Linked DNA regions of Homo sapiens: region 1 is linked to region 2. A link is an interaction called in ENCODE POLR2A ChIA-PET data of the cell type or tissue named here. Cell type or tissue: PC-3. All regions are shown on one strand. Links, peaks and the distances in the headings refer to the core of each region. The heading gives the core; the rest is flanking DNA.

Evidence for each region. Peaks named below come from ENCODE experiments on the same cell type or tissue, not always from the same donor. Only the 100,000 strongest peaks of a DNase experiment are listed, where the experiment ranks them.
Region 1: POLR2A ChIA-PET joins it to region 2 with 5 read pairs; 3 of 35 experiments call an interaction of 5 or more read pairs at or near these places.

Annotation. Positions count from the first base shown.
Region 1 is chr5:58,078,284-58,082,684 of GRCh38, forward strand. No RefSeq gene overlaps it. Among named protein-coding and RNA genes, the nearest start is that of LINC02101, 42 kb to the right of the region's middle. In PC-3, for the core only: no CTCF peak of the experiment used is centred there; a DNase peak (open chromatin) is centred at 2,508; H3K27ac peaks cover 1,682 bases.
Region 2 is chr5:58,151,262-58,155,662 of GRCh38, forward strand. No RefSeq gene overlaps it. Among named protein-coding and RNA genes, the nearest start is that of LINC02101, 31 kb to the left of the region's middle. In PC-3, for the core only: no CTCF peak of the experiment used is centred there; no DNase peak of the experiment used is centred there; H3K27ac peaks cover 936 bases.

The sequences.
Region 1 (4,401 bases), core at 153-4,152, 73 kb before region 2:
TTTTAATCCCCCTCATGGGACGCTTTCCCCTTGAAGTTCTGTTTACTTCTATTTGATGCTTTAGGCAATCCTCTAACATTTGGGAAGAAAGTTTTTCTATTTATCAATTACTATGAAATGTCTTCATGATGTGCTATTATTATATTATCTTTTAAAGGGAAATTTGAAAATTTCTTTGAAAATGAAATCTAGTTTTTTATACAGGATGAAAATTAATCCCTTCTAGGTTTGCCCTCAGCTGTCAGAAAACTCTCATAGCACTCAGTAGTTTTTAATATCTTTTCTGCTGCAGTCTGAGTCTGGCTAGGGTTTGTGACCAGACTGTTTAATAGCTTTGTATCTTTTGTGAGATCTTTATGATAAGGGACAACATATACTTTCATATTTCAAAGACAAATAATTTCAGAAGGTAACATTTTTCTTGAGAGTTGAATTAAAAAATCTTCTGAATTTTGGATAGGAAGTTTTCTAAAATATATTATGCACTTCATTTCCTTCTTAAACAAACTATTTGATGCATATTTCCAAATTTTTAAATAAATAAAATAATCATCATGGACGTCGACTATTTTCCTCTGCCTAAAACATAATGGTCTTGGGAATAATTAAGCTATTTGTGGCTATTTGCTCCATACCAAATGGTCCTGTACTGCCAGTCTTTTACAATCCTTTGTATGGCTTTTGTAAACCATAGATTTTGTCTATGGTCTTCATTGCTTTTACCTTTGTTTGCTTTCACTTCTTGCTGTGCCCTGGGCACTGCTGAGAGCCCTTAGCTAATAACTGACCCCTGGTGTATGAACATCAGGACATATTTTGACTGCTAGCTCCCTTGAGAACATTGGACTTAGCTGATTTCCCTGTTCCACATATAACTATGATGTACATTACTCTGACATTGAATGGAATCTTTCAAAATAGTTAGTCAAAATGGTGGAACACAAAGTACAGGTTGATCCTTTTACTTTAAATAAGTCGAATGTAAAATGCAGAAAGCCAAACAGATAGATACTACCTCTAATAGTAAAAGCAGATGGGCTAGAATCCAAATTTTGTCTATTCTTAAGCTTTATTTAGGAACTAAAGTGGTTTTATTATGTTAAAAATGTAGATTCCTGGACACACTTCAAACCTTCTGGATCAGAATTTCTGGAGGCAGAATTCTTGATTCTTAAGCATGCAACCAACATAATTTTGACAAAAAAAAATTGGGGCCACATTTTGCGAAGTGTTAAGCTATAGTTAAGCATTATAATAATAATAAGTATGCTGGTGAATCACAGTGATCCTTGTTAAAAGAGAATTCTTACTGATAAATAAAAGTATTTATAGTCTTTTCTATATTCATTATATATTTTATAATGAATCATCTATTTTTAGAAAAGTTCTGTGAAGTAGAAAATTTAACTCAGCATAAAAAAAAATGTAAGGTAATGTTTTTATTCTCAAGAGGCGGATTGGGCTGCAGAACATCTGTGAACTCCTTAAAAGTGCATGCGGCCGGGCGCGGTGGTTCACGCCTGTAATCCCAGCACTTTGGGAAGCCGAGGCGGGCGGATCACGAGGTCAGGAGATCTAGACCATCCTGGATAACCCGGTAAAACTCCGTCTCTACTAAAAATACAAAAAAATTAGCCGGGCGTGGTGGCAGGCGCCTGTAGTCCCAGTTACTCCGGAGGCTGAGGCAGGAGAATGGCGTGAACCCGGGAGGCGGAGCTTGCAGTGAGCCGAGATCTCGCCACTGCACTCCAGCCTGGGCCACAGAGCAAGACTCCGTCTCAAAAAAAAAAAAAAAAAAAAGTTTTTTTGGATATATGCTTTTTTCTGGGAAGAGAGTTGATAACTTTCAAGTGATTATGCTCATTTTAGAGATGAGAAAACTAAGGCTCAAAGAGATTAAGGAACTTGCCCTTAGCAGTTAAAAAATGAGTTATTCTTTCTCTGAATAGTTAAAGAATTTCTCAGCCGGATAGAACTGGGGTCCTAAAGATAGGTGTGTCCGATTCCAAATCCATGCTGTTTTCCATCCAAGCTTAGGGTCTCTCAAGTGGCTTCAAATATTTTCTTTCATTATTCTCGGAAGAGTTGCCCAATTTTGCCATGAGGTTGCCCTTCCCATGGCCCTGGCCATTCTTTACCACTTTTGTTCACCTACTAGTCCTACCAGGTGAATCTTGTCTTAATAGTCTAATCATAATGTAATGAAGTGCTTTTCTCTCTTGGAGAAACAATGGCCCTCATTCTCTGTCTTATCTGATCTCATTTTGTTTCCGGTGATAGCTAACTCAGTTTCTTCAGGAGAGTTTTCCCAAAATTGTCAGAGAACAACCACACCAGACCTATTCAGCAGGTTAGGGGGAGCCCAGTTCCCCATTGTCCCCTGTTCCATTTTTATTTTTTATTTTTCAGTTTCTCTTGAATAAGCACTTGAAGCAGCTGGGAAACTTACACCACCATCTAAGTAAAGCCAGCATGATCTCTGCCTAGCAACAGGAAGCAGGATCTATTGCCAGTGGCAATGTTTGTTTATCTCAACCAAATGCCTACTCATTCAAGAGACAAACCTGTCGTCTTGGTTGAGTCATTATTTTTTTTTCTAAATAATTATTTCTCTTTAATTATTTATTTAAGATGAGGCCCTTTTTAACAAGTGGGCTTCCACCACCTCCAATACTCCCCATATGGCTTTTTAATATTAGTAATCCTAAAGTGGGTGTTAGAACTCTCAAACTCCTCCACGGAGTCCAAGAACAGAAAAAAGAGGAAAAGAAATGAGAGTCTTCGCTAGAGGATCCTTCGGCTGCAAGGAAGAGCAGACATCCAGCAGCCTTGTGAGATCACTACTGATTCTGCTTTTTCACTGCAAGAAATATTTGTTCAGGCATTTGCAATGTACCATGTGTATGGCTAGGAGCTAGGGATACACATGATTAAGAAACAATATTTGACCTCATGAAGCTCCACATCAAATTAAAGAGACAGAGGCACATACCTAGGGAAGTGGCTGCAGTTTGTGTATGCATTGAGACACACTCAGTGATGAAGAGGAGAAGCAACTGTTATCAGGAAAGATAAAGGAAGCGACTGCTTCCTTGGGCTGGCCTTGTGTTTTCTCACTCATCACCACCCAGAGTTACATCAATCTGATGGTCTGCTCTAGGGAAAAAGAAGAAATGCACGTGGGTATGTTTAAATTTCCAGAAGGCTTGGGGCCTTTAACCAGCTAGAATTGTTTCTCTACAGAGGCTGAAAGTGCATCCATCTATCACTGAAATCTACTAGGAACGTATTGTCCAGCCTAGAGGAATTAGGAATTAATCTTTTCCAGAGAAAATCTTTTCCATGGTTGAAATCGAAACTGCCCCCAGAGAATAATATTCCTAGGAATATACATAATACAATAAAAACAAAGAGCACAGTTGAATAAATCTATGGTTAGACTGAAGAGTTTTGTTTCATTGAAGTATGTTGCTGGATTAGCTGAATCCTTGCTGTTTAGATTTTCTTTCTGAAATACATTGTAATGATTGCTTCAAATGTTTTATATTCAGACTTGGCCACAGTTATACTATTGAATTAGTTGGATGAATTTTAACCGATTTAAATGCAATTGGGCAAGTAAATAAAATCAATCTTATACCAGTTAGTTAACACTGTGCTAAAAATGTAATTATATGACACAATGTCTTCCACAATGGTTGAGCTAATTTACACTCCCACCAACAGTGTAAAAGCTTTCCTTTTCTTTGCAACAATAGAACTTTGAATGCTAAACTGAAAGAACTTTGATATGATCAGGTCTACCTACCTATCAAGTAAAAATAAAATAAGTTATAACTTTAAATAATTAAAAATAATTTTGGTACAACATGATGAACTAGTATGTCCCACTTCATCAGATTGGAGTACAAAATAAGGGGATATTTATTTTGAGGTTTCAACTATAATGATTATGATTTCCCAACTTTCTCAAAATTGGGGGTATGTTATGCCACTTCTCTTTTGAAGCAATGTCTGTCAATCCCTGAGGAATTCTCACTTGTAAATTCCACTAATATTTGTCCACTCACTAAATACCAGACCTTGTTCCAGGCATTAGGGATAAAAAGGATGCCCTGATTTCATAGAGCTTGCATTTTAGTTGGAAGAAGCAGTCAATAACCCAACAAATCAACAGGATGACCAATAGACAAACAGCAAAAAAATAAGGAGGAAAATGTTAAGTGTTATCTGAGAGCTAAATTTCAGTGATTTGATGAACAGTGAGGGGTAGTCAGGGCGGGACTTTCCGAGGGCAGGGCATTTGAGGTGAGGTCTGAAGGAGCGGAAAGCAATCCATTTGGCTGGAGCACAGGAGCGGAAGTGAAAGTGAGGGAAAAGCAGGGATGGTCCCGGAGAGTC
Region 2 (4,401 bases), core at 101-4,100:
GGGCTGAGATGTGTGGGAGCAGATGGAGATTCAGTGCGCAATGCCTCCAGAAACACCACTGGCAGGGCATTTACTTTCCCCAGCAAGAGAATCTCGTTCTGATAGGGGATCCTGGAGACAATTCCATAACTCCAAATGCCAACTTCTTGATCAAGAGGAGTAATGGAGGGCTAAGGGGGGATACAAAATGGAGAGTGCCTTTCTGGGTCATTCAAACTGTATCACTTGGTATCTTCCACTGCTCAAGGCTGAATATGCCCACCTGCAGAAATGATATGTAAACATTAAAACATTTGTAGTGTTTTAGTTGGTAGTTATTTAAAAGAATAATTTTATATTATTAATAAAACATATTAAATTTATTTAAAAATTTATTTAAGATGTATACAATTTATTTAAAATAAAATTAAAATACAATCAGAAACTTACTATTTAACGAACCAATTGGACCATCTAGTCCAGGGGTTGGCAAAGTTTTTCTCTAAAGGTCCAGATTATAAGTATTTTGGTCATTAACAAAAAACAACCATGGATGATATATAAATAATTAAGTATGGTTGTGTCTTCATAACATTTTATTAAGGGACACTGAAATTTGAATTTTATACAGTTTTCCTATGTCATGAAATATTAATTTTTTGATTTTTTTCAACCATTTAAAATGTGAAAGTCATTCTTACCTTGCAGGGATACTAAAACAGGCACCAGGCTGACTTTGACCCTTTAGTCTGCTGAGCCCTCATCTTGTCAAATCCCCTCCTAATACAGATGAAGAAACTGAGGTTCATGGAAGTGAACTGACTTTTTCAAAACCACAGAGAAAGTAAGAAGGGTAGAGTCCTTCTAGGATTTTCCCCACTATTCCTCACTGTATTTCTTCTCCAAGCATGAATATGAGCTAAGAGAAAGAGATGTTTCCTCTATGGAACCTAGACATATTAGGAAATGAGGTGTGGGGAGTAAGAGGAGAGTCCGGGCTGAGATGGAGGTTACAGTATAGGCAGCCCGCATACCACCCTCCTCGCTTAAATCAGGAAGAATTAGATAACCTGGATAGACCAATAACAAGCAGTGAGATTGAAATGGTAATTTTAAAATTACCAAAAAAAAAAAAAAAAGTCCAGGACTAGACGGATTCACAGCAGAATTCTACCAGACATTCAAAGAAGAATTTGTACCAACCTTTTAACACTATTTCCACAAGATAGAGGAAGAGGGAATCCTCCCTAATTCATTCTATGAAGCCAGCATCATCCTAACACCAAAACCAGGAAAGGACATAAAAAAAAAAAAAGAAAACTACAGACTGATATCCCTAATGAACATAGATGCTAAAATCCTTAACAGAATACTAGCTAACTGAATCCAACAACATATCAAAAAGATAATCCACCATGATCACGTGGGTTTTATACCAGGGATGCAGGGATGGTTTAACATACGCAAGTCAATAAATGTGATACACCACATAAATAGAATTAAAAACAAAAATTACGGCCGGGTGCGGTGGCTCACGCCTATAATCCCAGCACTTTGGGAGGCCGATACAGGCGGATCACGAGGTCAGGAGATCGAGACCATCTTGGGTAACACGGTGAAACCCCGTCTCTACTAAAAATACAAAAAATTAGCCAGGCATGGCGGCAGGCACCTGTAGTCCCAGCTACTCGGGAGACTGAGGCAGGAGAATGGCGTGAACCCGGGAGGCGGAGCTTGCAGTGAGCCGAGATCGTGCCACTGCACTCCAGCCTGGGCGACAGAACAAGACTCCATCTCAAATAAATAAATAAATAAAAGTAAATAAATAAATTACCCTGATCATCTCAATAGATGAAGAAAAAGCATTCAACAAAATCCAGCATCCCCTTATGATTAAAACTCTCAGCAAAATTGGCATTCAAGGGACATACCTCGATGTAATAAAAGCCATCTATGACAAACCCAGAGTCAACATAATACTGAATGGCGAAAAGTTGAAAGCATTCCCTCTGAGAACTGGAACAAGACAAGGGTGCCCACTCTCACCACTCTTCTTCAACGTAGTACTGGAAGTCCCAGCCAGAGCAATAGAACAAGAGAAAGAAATAAAGAGCATCCAGATTGGTAAACAGGAAGTGAAACTGTCACTGTTTGCTGATGATATGAACGTTTACCTCGAAAACCCTAAAGACTCCTCCAGAAAGCTCCTAGAACTGATAAGAGAATTCAGCAAAGTTTCCGGATACAAGATTAATGTACACAAATCAGTAGCTCTTTTATATGTCAACAGTGACTAAGCGATGAATCAAATCAAGAACTCAGCCCCTTTTACGTTAGCTGCAAAAAAAAAAAAAAAAAGGAATATACTTACCCAAGGAGGCGAAAGACCTCTACAAGAAAACTACAAAACACTGCTGAAAGAAATCATAGACACAAACAAATGGAAACACATCCCATGCTCATGGATGAGTAGAATCAATATTGTGAAAATGACCATACTGCCAAAAGCAGTCTGCAAATTCAATGCAATCCCATCAAAATACCACCATCATTCTTCACAGAATTAGAAAAAAAATTCTAAAATTTATATGGAACCAAAAAAGAGCCTGCATAGCCAAAGCAAGACTAAGCAAAAAGAACAAATCTGGAGGCATCATACTACCTGACTTCAAACTATACTATAAGGCCATAGTCACCAAAACAGCATGGTACTTGTATAAAGATAGGCACATAGACCAGTGAAACAGAATAGAAAACCCAGAAATAAGCCCAAATACTTACAGCCAACTGATCTTTGACAAAGCAAACAAAAACATAAAGTGGGAAAAGGACACCCTTTTCAACAAATGGTGCTGGGATAATTGGCTAGCCACATGTAGGAGAATAAAACTGGATCCACACCTCTCACCTTATACAAAAATCAACTCAAGATGGATTAAGCACTTAAATCTAAGACCTAAAACTATAAAAATCTAGAAGATAACATTAGGATAACCCTTCTAGACATTGGCTTAGGAAAGGATTTCATGACCAAAAACCCAAAAGCAAATGCAATAAAAAACACATAAATGGCTGGGACTTAGTTAAACTAAAGAGCTTTTGCATGGCAAAAGGAACTGTCAGCAGAGTAAACAGACAACCCACAGAGTGGGAGAAAATCTTCACAATCTATACATCTGACAGAGGACTAATATTCAGAATCTACAATGAACTTAAACAAGTCAGTAAGAAAAAGGCAAATAATCCCATCAAAAAGTGGGCTAATAATATGAATAGACAATTCTCAAAAGAAGATATACAAATGGCCAACAAACATATGAAAAAATGCTCAATATCACTAATGATCAGGGAAATGCAAATCAAAACCACAATGTGGTACCACCTTACTCCTACAAGAATGGCCATAATCAAAAAATAAAAAACTAGATGTTGGCATGGATGCGGTGATCAGGGAACACTTCTATACTGCTGGTGGGAATGTAAACTAGTACAGCCACTATGGAAAATGGTGCAGAAATTCTTTGAAAAACTAAAAGTGGAACTACCATTTGATCCAGCAATCCCGCTACTGGGTATCTACCCAGAGGAAAAGAAGTCATATGAAAAGGATACTTGCACACGCATGTTTATAGCAGCACAATTTGTAATTGCAAAATTGTGGAACCAATCCAAATACCCATATGGAACCAAAAAAGATTATCCACCATCAATCAATGAGTGGATAAAGAAACTGTGAGATATATATTTATGATGGAATACTACTCAGCAATAAAAATGAATGAATTAATAGCATTTGCAGCGACCTAGATGAGATTGGAGGCTATTATTCTAAGTGAAGTAACTCAGGAATGGAAAACCAAACAATATATATTCTCACTGATACGTAGGAGCTAAGATATGAGGGTGCAAAGGCATAAAAATGATACAATGGACTTTGGGGACTTGGGGGGAAGTGTGGGAGGAGGGCGAGGGATAAAAGACTACAAATATAGTGCAGTGTATACTGCTCAGGTGATGAGTGTACCAAAATCTCACAAATCACCGCTAAAGAGCTTACTTATATAACCAAACACCACCTGCACCCCAATAACCTATGGAAAAATAGAAAAATTAAAAAAAATTTAAAGTGTCACGTGGCTATTCTATTACCTGCACTAGTGAATTAAAGGTTTTTTTTTTTTTTAATTTGGGAATTAAGAACCCTAACATACTGGAAAACTATAACTTTCAAATTTGGAAGAGATATTAGAAGTTATCAAACCTAATTTCCAGATGAGAAGAACTAGTTCCTAAATGGATTTTAATCAAGACAGAGCTACAGCTAAAACCCAACCCAATTAAGGTCAGTGGTCTTTCTGCTACATTTCCTCCCATTATCCTTGAGACTTTCCTGGCATGGTTTATAAGGTCTCAATAAAGGAC